Linked DNA regions of Homo sapiens: region 1 is linked to region 2. Evidence: read pairs that join two places in POLR2A ChIA-PET (ENCODE). Cell type or tissue: Panc1. All regions are shown on one strand. Links, peaks and the distances in the headings refer to the core of each region. The heading gives the core; the rest is flanking DNA. Region 1 overlaps GIGYF2 (GRB10 interacting GYF protein 2). Region 2 holds the start of ALPP (alkaline phosphatase, placental).

Region 1 (5,375 bases), core at 75-5,074, 410 kb after region 2:
TCACTGCAAGCTCCACCTCCCAGGTTCATGCCATTCTCCTGCCTCAGCCTCCTGAGTAGCTTGGGACTACAGGCGCCCGCCACCGCGCCCGGCTAATTTTTTCTATTTTTAGTAGAGATGGGGTTTCATCGTGTTAGCTTGATCTGACCTCGTGATCTGCCCGCCTTAGCCTCCCAAAGTGCTGGGATTACAGGTGTGAGCCACCGCGCCTGGCCACAAAATAATTTATAAAAGCTGCAATATGGTTTTTGATATATCAGATATTACATAATAACTACAATAGATTTAGATTATGACTTCTCTGGTAAACCAAGTGATATAGTTTGGATGTTTGTCCCCTCCAGATCACATGTTGAAATGTGATCGCCAGTGTTGGAGGTGGGGCCTGGTGGGAGGTGTTTGGGTCATGAGGGTGGATCCCTCATCCCCTCCCCACTGTAATGAGTTCAAGAGTCTGGGATCTCTGTCATCTTTCTTGCTCCCTCTCTCACCATGTGACATACTTGCTCTCACTTCACCTTCCACAATGAGTAACAGCTTCCTGAGGTCTCACTGGAAGCCAGACAGATGCTGGTGCCATGCTTGTATAGTCTGCAGAACCACGAGCCAAATAAACAACTTCTTCTTCTTTTTTTTTTTTTAATAAATTACCCAGCCTCAGGTATTCCTTTATAGCCATGCAAAATGGACTAATAAACCAAGGAAAGCCAGAATATAGTTCTGACATTCCAGACACGTCCTGCAGGTAAGAGCAAGGTCATAGATAATAAAACCCTTGCTTGGTGGTTCAAAACAGCAAACATTTATTATCTCAGTTTCTGTGGGTTGGGAATCTAGAAGCAGCTTAGCCTAGCTGGGTGGTTCTGGCCCAGGGTTCTTGTAAGGCTGCACTCAAGGTGTCAGCCCATGCTGCAGTCTCTCAAAGCTCAACTGGGGTTTGATCCACTTCCAGACTCACTCATGTTTCTGGTGGTAAGTCTCAGTTCTTTGCCATGCAAGCTTCTCCACGAGGTCTGTGTCACTACATGGCAACTAGTGTCCTTCAGAGAAAGTGTCCAAGATGGAAACTACAGTCTTCTTTAATATTTTAAGTGGCATCTCATCACTTCAGCTGCATTCTGTTAGTCCAGCTTATAATTGGGGGTAGAGGATTCCACAGAGATCAGCAGTCAGGGATTGTTGGTGAGCTCTTAGAGGCTGTCCACCACAATAAGAAAGCAGCAGATCATGTCTTCCATTCTCCCAAGATATTTTATCTTTCAGTAGAATGATACCTAGTAGCAGACTAACAACCATATGGACAAGCAGGATGCTGAATCTCAATATATGTAAGATGGAATATAACAGAATGACCAGAAATTAGAATTTCATTTTCATATGCTGTTGTTCAATTATTTTTTCACTTTTAGTATGGATTAATTAAAAGGATTGAGTTTGTCATTATGAGAACTTGAACTTTTATTGTTATAAACTGAGGACATCAATGTATGTTATTCTGGATTTTCAACTATTTTGATGTGAGATTTTATAAATGTTATGAGTTATATATGTTAGCACATGTGGAATGGTGACTGAAGAATTTGTTTGCACAATTTAGAATGATCTTGTCCTTTTAAAATACCAGTTTAGTTTACTTGGTATACCAGGCTCTCTTTTGACATTAATGTAACTTTTGAGACATTAGGTTAGACATAGCTTAGCTTTAAATTCTGTCCAAAAGCAATTTATGGTATGCCTGTATTGTATTAGGTGCTAGAGTAAATGAGGTTATACTACTTTTCAATTTTTTTTTTTGAGACGGAGTCTTGCTCTGTCACCCAGGCTGGAGTACAGTGTCGCGATCTCTGCTTACCGCGACCTCCGCCTCCTGGGTTCAAGCCATTCTCCTGCCTCAGCCTCCTGAGTAGCTGGGATTACAGGCACTTGTCACCACACCCAGCTAATTTTTGTATTTTGAGTAGACATGAGGTTTCACCACATTGGCCAGGCTGGTCTCCCAACTCCTGACCTCGTGATCCACCTGTCTCGGCCTCCCAAAGTGCTGGGATTATAGGCGTGAGCCACCACGCGGCCTGCTTTTCAGTTTATAATCTGTTTTGGAATGAAAGACGGCCTGAAATGTACAGATATCATGTTTAGGCAGAATCACCAGTAGGTGTTGGTTATATAAAGTATGTTGTATGATGAAAAATATCTTATAACTTTAAAAAGTATGTGCTAGTAAGGAAGGATTGGCAAGATACACTGTTAGTGAAAACAGCAAACAAAACAACATTTATAACATCCTGAGGGTGGCGTTTGTGTGTGTGGATGAGGGAGCTATGTATACATGTGTAAGTGTACCCATGGACAGTGTTTGGAAAGACTTTATAAGAAACTTGGTGATGGTTCCTTCTGGGGAGTACGACTCTGAGGGTCTTGTGTAGGAAGATGGACTTTTCATTGTACGCTTTTTCAAAAAAAATTTTACATAATATTTTTGTTTAAAAAAATTGCCCAGTCTCTGAACATGGCTTTAAGAAATGTGTCTAATAATATATACATATACCCACTGTTATTTTAGTGATTTTTTTCTGAATATTGAAATGGACCCATTTGCAGGAAAGCTTGATTTGAGCTGTGAAGTTTGTTTTCAAAGCCTATACTGGCAGAGGCTCATGTTTACTTACCATATTATTTTCTTTATAGGGAGACCAAATTTTGAGGAAGGTGGACCAACATCAGTAGGGAGAAAGCATGAATTTATACGCTCAGAAAGTGAAAATTGGCGCATCTTTAGAGAGGAACAAAATGGAGAAGATGAAGATGGAGGTTGGCGACTAGCTGGATCAAGGAGGGATGGAGAGAGGTGGCGACCTCACAGTCCTGGTAAGAATTCTGTTGAGTAAAGGCACACAGGGACTGAAATAAGGGAAAGTTTGATGGAAATAGGGATTAAATGAAAAAGATAAACTGGCTTAAAAAATGTGGGGGTGGATTCATATTATTTATGCTGTCACAGTTTTATTACTAGAAAAAATTGCAACATAAAAATTTCCTACATCTATTCAGTTGATTGAAATCACTTTTCTATTTTTCTGGGGCAAATAGTGTAGTTTAATGGGAAGCACCTGCGCTCAACTGCAGAAATGAGGGTTTCATTCAGTTTTGTCTACCTCTAAATCTCTGAATCTTTTTTAGCATTCTTTAAGATTTATAAATGTGTAAAAATTACACACTTGAAATATGTGCTTCCCTCCCCAACAATGAGTGTTTTTCCTAACAAGAAAGGGTTTATTCTTTCATTTTTTCCCTTTTGAAAATGTGATTTAACCTTATTTGAAGAATAAGCTTTAAACCTAGGTCAGAAACATAATCACAAGTTCATTCTTATGTCCTTCTAACTTTAGAAGAAGGAGAGACAATAGTAGTGATTAGTGGCTTTTAAAGTTCTTCTGTTTGTCTCTTAAAAATGCTCAAACTGTTCTTCTTGGACATTAGATATGCTAGTAATTGAAGACACTAGTGCTTTGTGTTAAAGTTCATCCTGTACCACAGTGCTGATTCCATGCCTCATGATAATCAGATGCAACTGTAGTTCCAATTGTGGGGTCATGCAAAACTGAAGCACACAGAGTATATGTGGAATGCCCTATGAATTTCATGTGTATGACAGTATTTTATCAACCATGTGCCAGAGGGGCTTACCTTTAATACAGGAAATTATGATAAGTAAACTGTTTTCACTTTTAAAAATCAAGTTATTAGCAAAACCACTAGCTTAGATCTGGGTAGACATTATAACAGGCATTCAGAGTATTTTAAGGAAGTGGTAGGTAGATAGAAACATACTGAAGTTAATGTTTGGGTAGAGTTAGGATGGTTTTATACCAACTCTTCATGGCTGCCTCTTGGGTGGGTTTTCTGTCATTAGTGGGCATTGTTTACATCACAAGGTCTAGACAATTTTCATTAGTCTGTGACCTGGGCCAGATGTTATAGTTCTCTAAAAGGCATCACTGCATTTTATGCTGAGCTTGTCCGTAGGCAGAGGGTTTGTAGACTATGTTCCCAACAAGCATTCAGTGAAGAATGGATAGGATCTGGGCTGAGAGAGAAAAGAAATTCCAGCTGGTCAAAAACAAACAAGGTGAATGTTTTGGAAGATGAACTGTGTTTTTTGAGCCCAAATGTCTGATGTTGATTCTATTAAAGGGAGTTTAACAAAGTACCTCCCACCCAACAACTTAGAATTTGGTTATATATTATCTTCTTCTCATCTTTTCTGAATCTTTCTTTCCCCCTAATATTTGACTTTCATATCATTTTTGTCATCAACTTGTGTATCTTCCAGAACTTTTAATCCATATACATATATATTTTTTCAGTCACACCTGTGGCTGAAATCCATATATTTTTAAAAGACAGTTTGGGGGATATAAAGATCCCCCAAATATAAAGTTTGGGTCTGAAAAAACAGTGTAAATGCATTTTAAAAAAGAATACGATTCACTTTTTAAACCCAGTATATTCAAAGTATAGCCTGATTATAGCAGTTTTCATATGTTAACTCTTAACGTTTGTTAGTTTATGGTTAATCTTTTATTAAGATTTGAGTAAAACTTTAAATTATTTTAACTGATTTTATGAAAATAGTATCCAACTTTAGTTTAGATGTAGGGTCTGTAAATCAGCAGTCAGCCTTAATAAGTACCTTGCATGTCTTACTTGCTATGTTTAGTTTCGTGAGTAAAATTTTATGAACTACTGATAAGATAACATTATGGGATATAAAATAGGGCTTCCGGCTGGATGTGCGTGGGGGTGGGAACATTAAGGACAGGGAGGCATCCAGTCTGGGAGCTGAACCTAGGAAAGTCAGTAAGAGGAGAAACATGAGCCAGGTACCTAGAAGGATAGATTCCTGTCATGATGTACATTTAGACTGTTAGAAATGAAAGCAGTACAGAGGGCTCTGGAATTCATTTGATCATGAAGACTCTTTTCACATAATGGCTCTAGGTTTCCACGTAAGCAGTCTGAGTATAAAATTCCTTAGTTCTCATAGGAAGTAGTAAATAGTGTTTTGTTGTTTTTATATGAAGGGATGGGAGTGTGGGACTAAGATTTCTTTTTTGTGAGTGGCTTATCAGATGCTACCTGTATTTGGCATTTTAACGTTTTGCCCTTTGTTTTCCAATTTGATTTTTAGATTGCTGGTTTTTGCAAAGTTTGTCTCAATAGTGAGAACATTTAACTCTGGCCACATTTCTTTTTCTTATCCCCCACAGAGAAAGCAGTCAAGGATGGAAAATTCTAATAGGTTAAAGCCTGCTTTTCTTTTTAAGACTCTTTTAGACTCAGGTCTGTCAGATTTTAGCAAGAGTTTCCCTTTC
Region 2 (5,352 bases), core at 353-5,352:
AGAGGTGTTGCTAGTAAGCATGTTCTGGCCAAAAGCTATTAAAAGAAAAGGAGTGTCAAAAAATTTAGGCCGTGCTGGGGGTGGAGGCTCACACCTGTAATCACAGCACTTTGGGAGGAGAGGCTTAAGCCCAGGACTTCCAGACCAGCCTGGGCAACATGGTGAAACCCCATCTCTACCAAAAATGCAAAAATTAAATGGGCAAGGTGGCACACACCTGTAGTCCCCACTACTCGGGAGGCTGAGGTGGAAGAATCTCTTGGGCCCAGGAGGTTAAGGCTGCAGTGAGCCGTGATTGCCCCACTGCACTCCATCCTGGGCTACGGAGCAAGACTCTGTCTCAAAAAACAAAGTCAATGGTTCCCTTTGGTGGGGAAGGAAGAAGTGGGGTTTGAATGGGGGGCAGGGTACATATGGGGAGATCCTGGCTGTAGTCAATTTCTTGATCTGAGTGGTATTACTTTGGCGTTCAATTCTGTAACTCTTCTTTAGGCCATATCTTTCTGTTTTCTGCAGTTTTAATGTTTGACATATCTCAAAAGGAAAGAAAGAAAAGGAAGGAACAAGCTTGCCATTTGATCCAGATTAGATGCAACTGTTCCAGCTGCGTTTTCCATTTTCATCTCAGCCAGTATTTTTCAAAATGTGACATGCACGTATTTCCAAAGGGCGGTACTGAAACAGGATAGGTAATCAAGGAAGTGACCGTGTTCTTGGGATGCAGCAAGCGTGGTGACCGCACAGTCAACACAATAAGCCTCAGCATTCGAATTGTAATTGAGCTCATTCAAGCAAAGCTATCTTCAGTGGGGACTTTTCTTTCTAGAGAGCATGCGCATTTTGATTTTACCTATCCTCAAACTGACCCTTTGCTCATTATAATAGTAAAAAGCGCACCCCGGGTGGAGATTTAAGAAGCTAATGAGACCTGCGACATACGAGCCAGCATGTACAGCTACTCACGCCTGTAATCCCAGCGCTTTGGGAGGCCGAGGTGGGCAGATCACTTGAGGTCAGGAGTTCGAGACCAGCCTGGCCGACATTGTGAAAACCCATCTCCGCTAAAACTACAAAAATCAGCCAGGCGCAGTGGCTTACGCCTGTAATCCCAACACTGTGGAAGGCCAAGGCAGGTGGATAGCCTGAGGTCAGGAGTTCGAGACCAGCTTGGCCAACATGGTGAAACCCCATCTCCGCTAAAAATACAAAATGAGTCAGGTGTGGTAGCAGGTGCCTGTAATCCCAGCTACTCGGGAGGCTGAGGTGGGAGAATCCCTTGAACCTGGGAGGCGGAGCAGTGAGCAGAGATCTCACCAGTGCACTCCAACCTGGGCGACAGAGCGAGATTCCGTCTCTAAAACAAGTAAATAAACAAAAATAAAAAAATAAAAATACAAAAACTAGCTGGGCGTGCTGGCGGGCGCCTGTAATCCCAGCTACTCAAGAGGCTGAGGCAGGAGAATCGCTTGAACCTGGGAGGTGGAGGTTGCAGTGAGCTGAGATTGCGCCACTGCACTCCAGCCTGGGGGACAGAGTGGGACTCCATCTCAAAAAAATAAAAATAAATAAATAAATTAATTAATTAATTAATAAAATAAAATAGAAACAGGGTCTTGCTATGTTGCTCACTATGTGGTGAATTTTTTCAGGTGCTGAGCAAGACTGGAGACCAGACACACACCAATGTCACTTGCAGTAAACAAAGGATATTTGTCCACATTCAAAGTCTATGGTGACACCCTGGCCACATGGGGATGCTTGGCCACCCTGCCTCCTACCTTCATGCCAGAGTCGCCTGTCATAATGTCTGGTTACAGCCCTTCCTCTGAGGTCCAGGGATTTCAAAGCAGAAGCAGCAGGTCTTCCCCGGCTGGAGGAAGAGCCAAAGCCTCCATTCCTGGGATTCTTGGTTGCTGTTACCTGGGGCAAGGGGAGGCCCAGGCTGTGGCGTGTATTCTCAGAGGATTGGTCGTCTTGGTCCTTCTGTTTCCTGGGAAGGAAGGGCTGGTCCTGTAGGGCCCCATCTAGATCCCTTAGCACCCTCTACCACCTGATGCCCTTGGGGATACCAAGCTCTGTGCAGTCCAGACCATGTTCCAGCTCAGTGCCCACCTTACAGGCATGCGCCACCATGCCTGGCTAATTTTGTATTTTTTAGTAGAGATGGGGATTATCCATGTTGGTAAGGCTGGTCTTGAACTCCCGACCTCAGGTGATCCACCTGTCTTGGCCTCCCAAAGTGGCCGGGCAGGGCTGAATTCGCCCCCTCACCAGCTACTGCCAACCACGGATGAATGGCTTCTGCCTGCCTCCTGCCCTCCAGATCTTACCAGGGCATTTCACTGGGAAATATGGCAACAGCCCTTGCCACTCAGGGGACAGCATGGCAGGGGCTGGGAACGAATGTTGTTGCCAAACGACAAGACCCAGCTGGGCCCAGTGGCTCACACTTGTGATCCCAGTGGTCTGAGAGGCTGAGGCAGGAGGATCACTTGAAGCCAGGAGTTTGAGAGCAGCCTGGGCAACACAGTGAGACTCTACAAAACAAAACAAAAAAAATTAGCCAGGCATGGTGGCTGGTGCCAATAAGCCCAGCTACTGGGGAGGCTGAGGCTAAGGCTGAGGCAGTGAGCCATGATCATGCCACCGCAGTCCAGCCTGGTGACAAATGAGACCCTGCCTCAAAAAAAAAAAAAAAAAAAAAAGAGGAAGGTGAGCGCAGTGGCTCATGTCTGTAAATCCAGACACTTTGGGAGGCTGAGGTGGAGGTTCGAGACCAGCCTGGGCAACATAGCAAAACCATGTCTTTACACAAAATAAAAAATGAGTCAGGTGTGGTGGCACATGCCATTGGTGCCAGCTACGTGAGAGGCTGAGGTGGGAAGATTGCTTGAGCCTGGGAGGTCCGAAGCTGCAGGGAGCCGTAACTCAGGCATCACACTCCAACCTGGCTGACAGAATGGGACCCTGTCTCCAAAACCAAAAGATTCCAGCTCGAAAAATAATTGTGGGGTGGCGGCAAAAGCTCCTGACTGGCCTTGACTTTAGAGTGAATCAATGAATTAATTAAGGGCCTGCCTGTTAGTGAGTCTCCTCTGAAATTTAGCCCAGAAATTTCCTAACTCAGCAAGATGAAGCAGGAGGTAGAAGGAACTAAGGGGGCAATAAGCAGGAGGAAGGAATGTCCCCATGAGGGTGACATCTTCCCTGAGAGCCCCAGGACGACCAGCAGGAAGCCAGGCGGGGGGCAGGCAGGAGGACTCCAGAAAGCTCGGCCTGAGGGGAGGCCCGTGGGGGTGGTGGGGAGTGGTGCGGGGAAGGCAGAGGCTGAGCAGCAGGTGAGGTCCCCTGGGTTTTGGGGGCCAAGCCTGGGGCTCGGGGCGAGCAAGCATGAGTGGAGAAGGGGCTGCTGTGGTTGGGCTGGGGTGGACTCCCCACCTGCGTCGTCCAAACATTAGTGTGAGTGCACCCACACAAACACATACACAATCACACACAACATGTGAGCAATGGGCAGGACTGGTCCGGCCCCACTCAGTGCTGTCACCATTGGCCCCACAGCTGCCCACAGCCCTAGAGCTCTGGGCCCAGATTCCTGCCAGCCCCACCTGTCCAGGCCAAGGTAAGATGATGGAGCAAGGGGGTGCCAGGGCAGCAAAGCCCCCCACGTGCCCCTTTCCCACAGGGCCCAGGCTCCTGGCATCAGGAGGCTGAACCCAGGCCCTGGCCCAGACTGTGTGCTTCCAGCCTCCCCTCCTCTCGACACCAGAACACAGCCTGGCCCCAGCTTCTGGGAAATATAGAAAAAAATGGGTGAATGATCCAGTGACAGGGTGTCTTGTTCCACACAAGACACAGTGAGCAGGGGTTGGGGGAGGGGCTCCTGGCTGCGGGAGGCACACCACACTCACCCAAATGGCATCTGTACTCAATACCGCACCCTTCCCTGGGGGACACCTGGTCCCAACCTGAGCTGCCTTTCTCAGGACCCCAGCCCCAGCCCGGCCCAGCCCAGCCACACCCTGCCACTCCCTTCAGCCAGTGTGGCTTCAGGTCAAGAGGCTGGGCAGGGTCAAGGTGGCAACGAGGGGAGAAGCCGGGACACAGTTCTCCCTGATTTAAACCCGGGCAGCCTGGAGTGCAGCTCATACTCCATGCCCAGAATTCCTGCCTCGCCACTGTCCTGCTGCCCTCCAGACATGCTGGGGCCCTGCATGCTGCTGCTGCTGCTGCTGCTGGGCCTGAGGCTACAGCTCTCCCTGGGCATCATCCCAGGTAATGAGGCTCCCCGAGCTGCCCCTACACAACACACACACAGGGCACCCCCCAGCCCAGGCTGACCTGATTTTTGCTCTCCCCCTGGCCAGTTGAGGAGGAGAACCCGGACTTCTGGAACCGCGAGGCAGCCGAGGCCCTGGGTGCCGCCAAGAAGCTGCAGCCTGCACAGACAGCCGCCAAGAACCTCATCATCTTCCTGGGCGATGGTGAGTGAGCCAGGCCTTCCAGCCCTGCAGCCCTCACAGCCCCGGCGCCCGGACCCTCAGTGGTTCCAGGAGAGCCCTGGGGCCCAAGCCTCACACATTTCTGTTCCTTCAGGGATGGGGGTGTCTACGGTGACAGCTGCCAGGATCCTAAAAGGGCAGAAGAAGGACAAACTGGGGCCTGAGATACCCCTGGCCATGGACCGCTTCCCATATGTGGCTCTGTCCAAGGTAAGTGCTGGGCTACCTTAGAGTCCTCCAAGCACAGAAGGGGAATCCTGGCTATGGAGTGTGGTAGGAGGGAGGGACCCTAAACAGCTGGGGCTCCAGTAAGGAGTTAGAGGCAGTTGGAATCCCAGAGGACAGAGATCAGGGTCTGGGTCTCCGTGTCTGCCCCAGAGAAGAGCTCAGAGTGTCTCTGTCCCCAGACATACAATGTAGACAAACATGTGCCAGACAGTGGAGCCACAGCCACGGCCTACCTGTGCGGGGTCAAGGGCAACTTCCAGACCATTGGCTTGAGTGCAGCCGCCCGCTTTAACCAGTGCAACACGACACGCGGCAACGAGGTCATCTCCGTGATGAATCGGGCCAAGAAAGCAGGTGAGCTGGGGCCCGCTGCTGGGTCACGGCCAGGTCACAGACGTTGGTCACATATACTGACCTCTGACACCCTTAGGGAAGTCAGTGGGAGTGGTAACCACCACACGAGTGCAGCACGCCTCGCCAGCCGGCACCTACGCCCACACGGTGAACCGCAACTGGTACTCGGACGCCGACGTGCCTGCCTCCGCCCGCCAGGAGGGGTGCCAGGACATCGCTACGCAGCTCATCTCCAACATGGACATTGACGTGCGACCCCCAGGCCAAG

The links. Peaks named below come from ENCODE experiments on the same cell type or tissue, not always from the same donor. Only the 100,000 strongest peaks of a DNase experiment are listed, where the experiment ranks them.
Region 1: POLR2A ChIA-PET joins it to region 2 with 12 read pairs; 1 of 35 experiments calls an interaction of 5 or more read pairs at or near these places.

Annotation. Positions count from the first base shown.
Region 1 is chr2:232,784,462-232,789,836 of GRCh38, forward strand. It overlaps GIGYF2 (GRB10 interacting GYF protein 2), which reads left to right. Exons shown (of 29, transcript NM_001103146.3): 9 at 2,689-2,868. Among named protein-coding and RNA genes, the nearest start is that of KCNJ13, 11 kb to the left of the region's middle. In Panc1, for the core only: no CTCF peak of the experiment used is centred there; no DNase peak of the experiment used is centred there; H3K27ac peaks cover 352 bases.
Region 2 is chr2:232,374,604-232,379,955 of GRCh38, forward strand. ALPP (alkaline phosphatase, placental) reads left to right here and starts at 4,148. Exons shown (of 11, transcript NM_001632.5): 1 at 4,148-4,275; 2 at 4,368-4,484; 3 at 4,597-4,712; 4 at 4,910-5,084; 5 at 5,161-5,333. The coding sequence starts at 4,200. It overlaps LOC124906123 (a long non-coding RNA gene), which reads right to left and starts at 4,429. Exons shown (of 4, transcript XR_007088121.1): 1 at 4,342-4,429; 2 at 1-1,990. RefSeq lists enhancers at 499-1,066, 3,947-4,914. In Panc1, for the core only: no CTCF peak of the experiment used is centred there; no DNase peak of the experiment used is centred there; H3K27ac peaks cover 624 bases.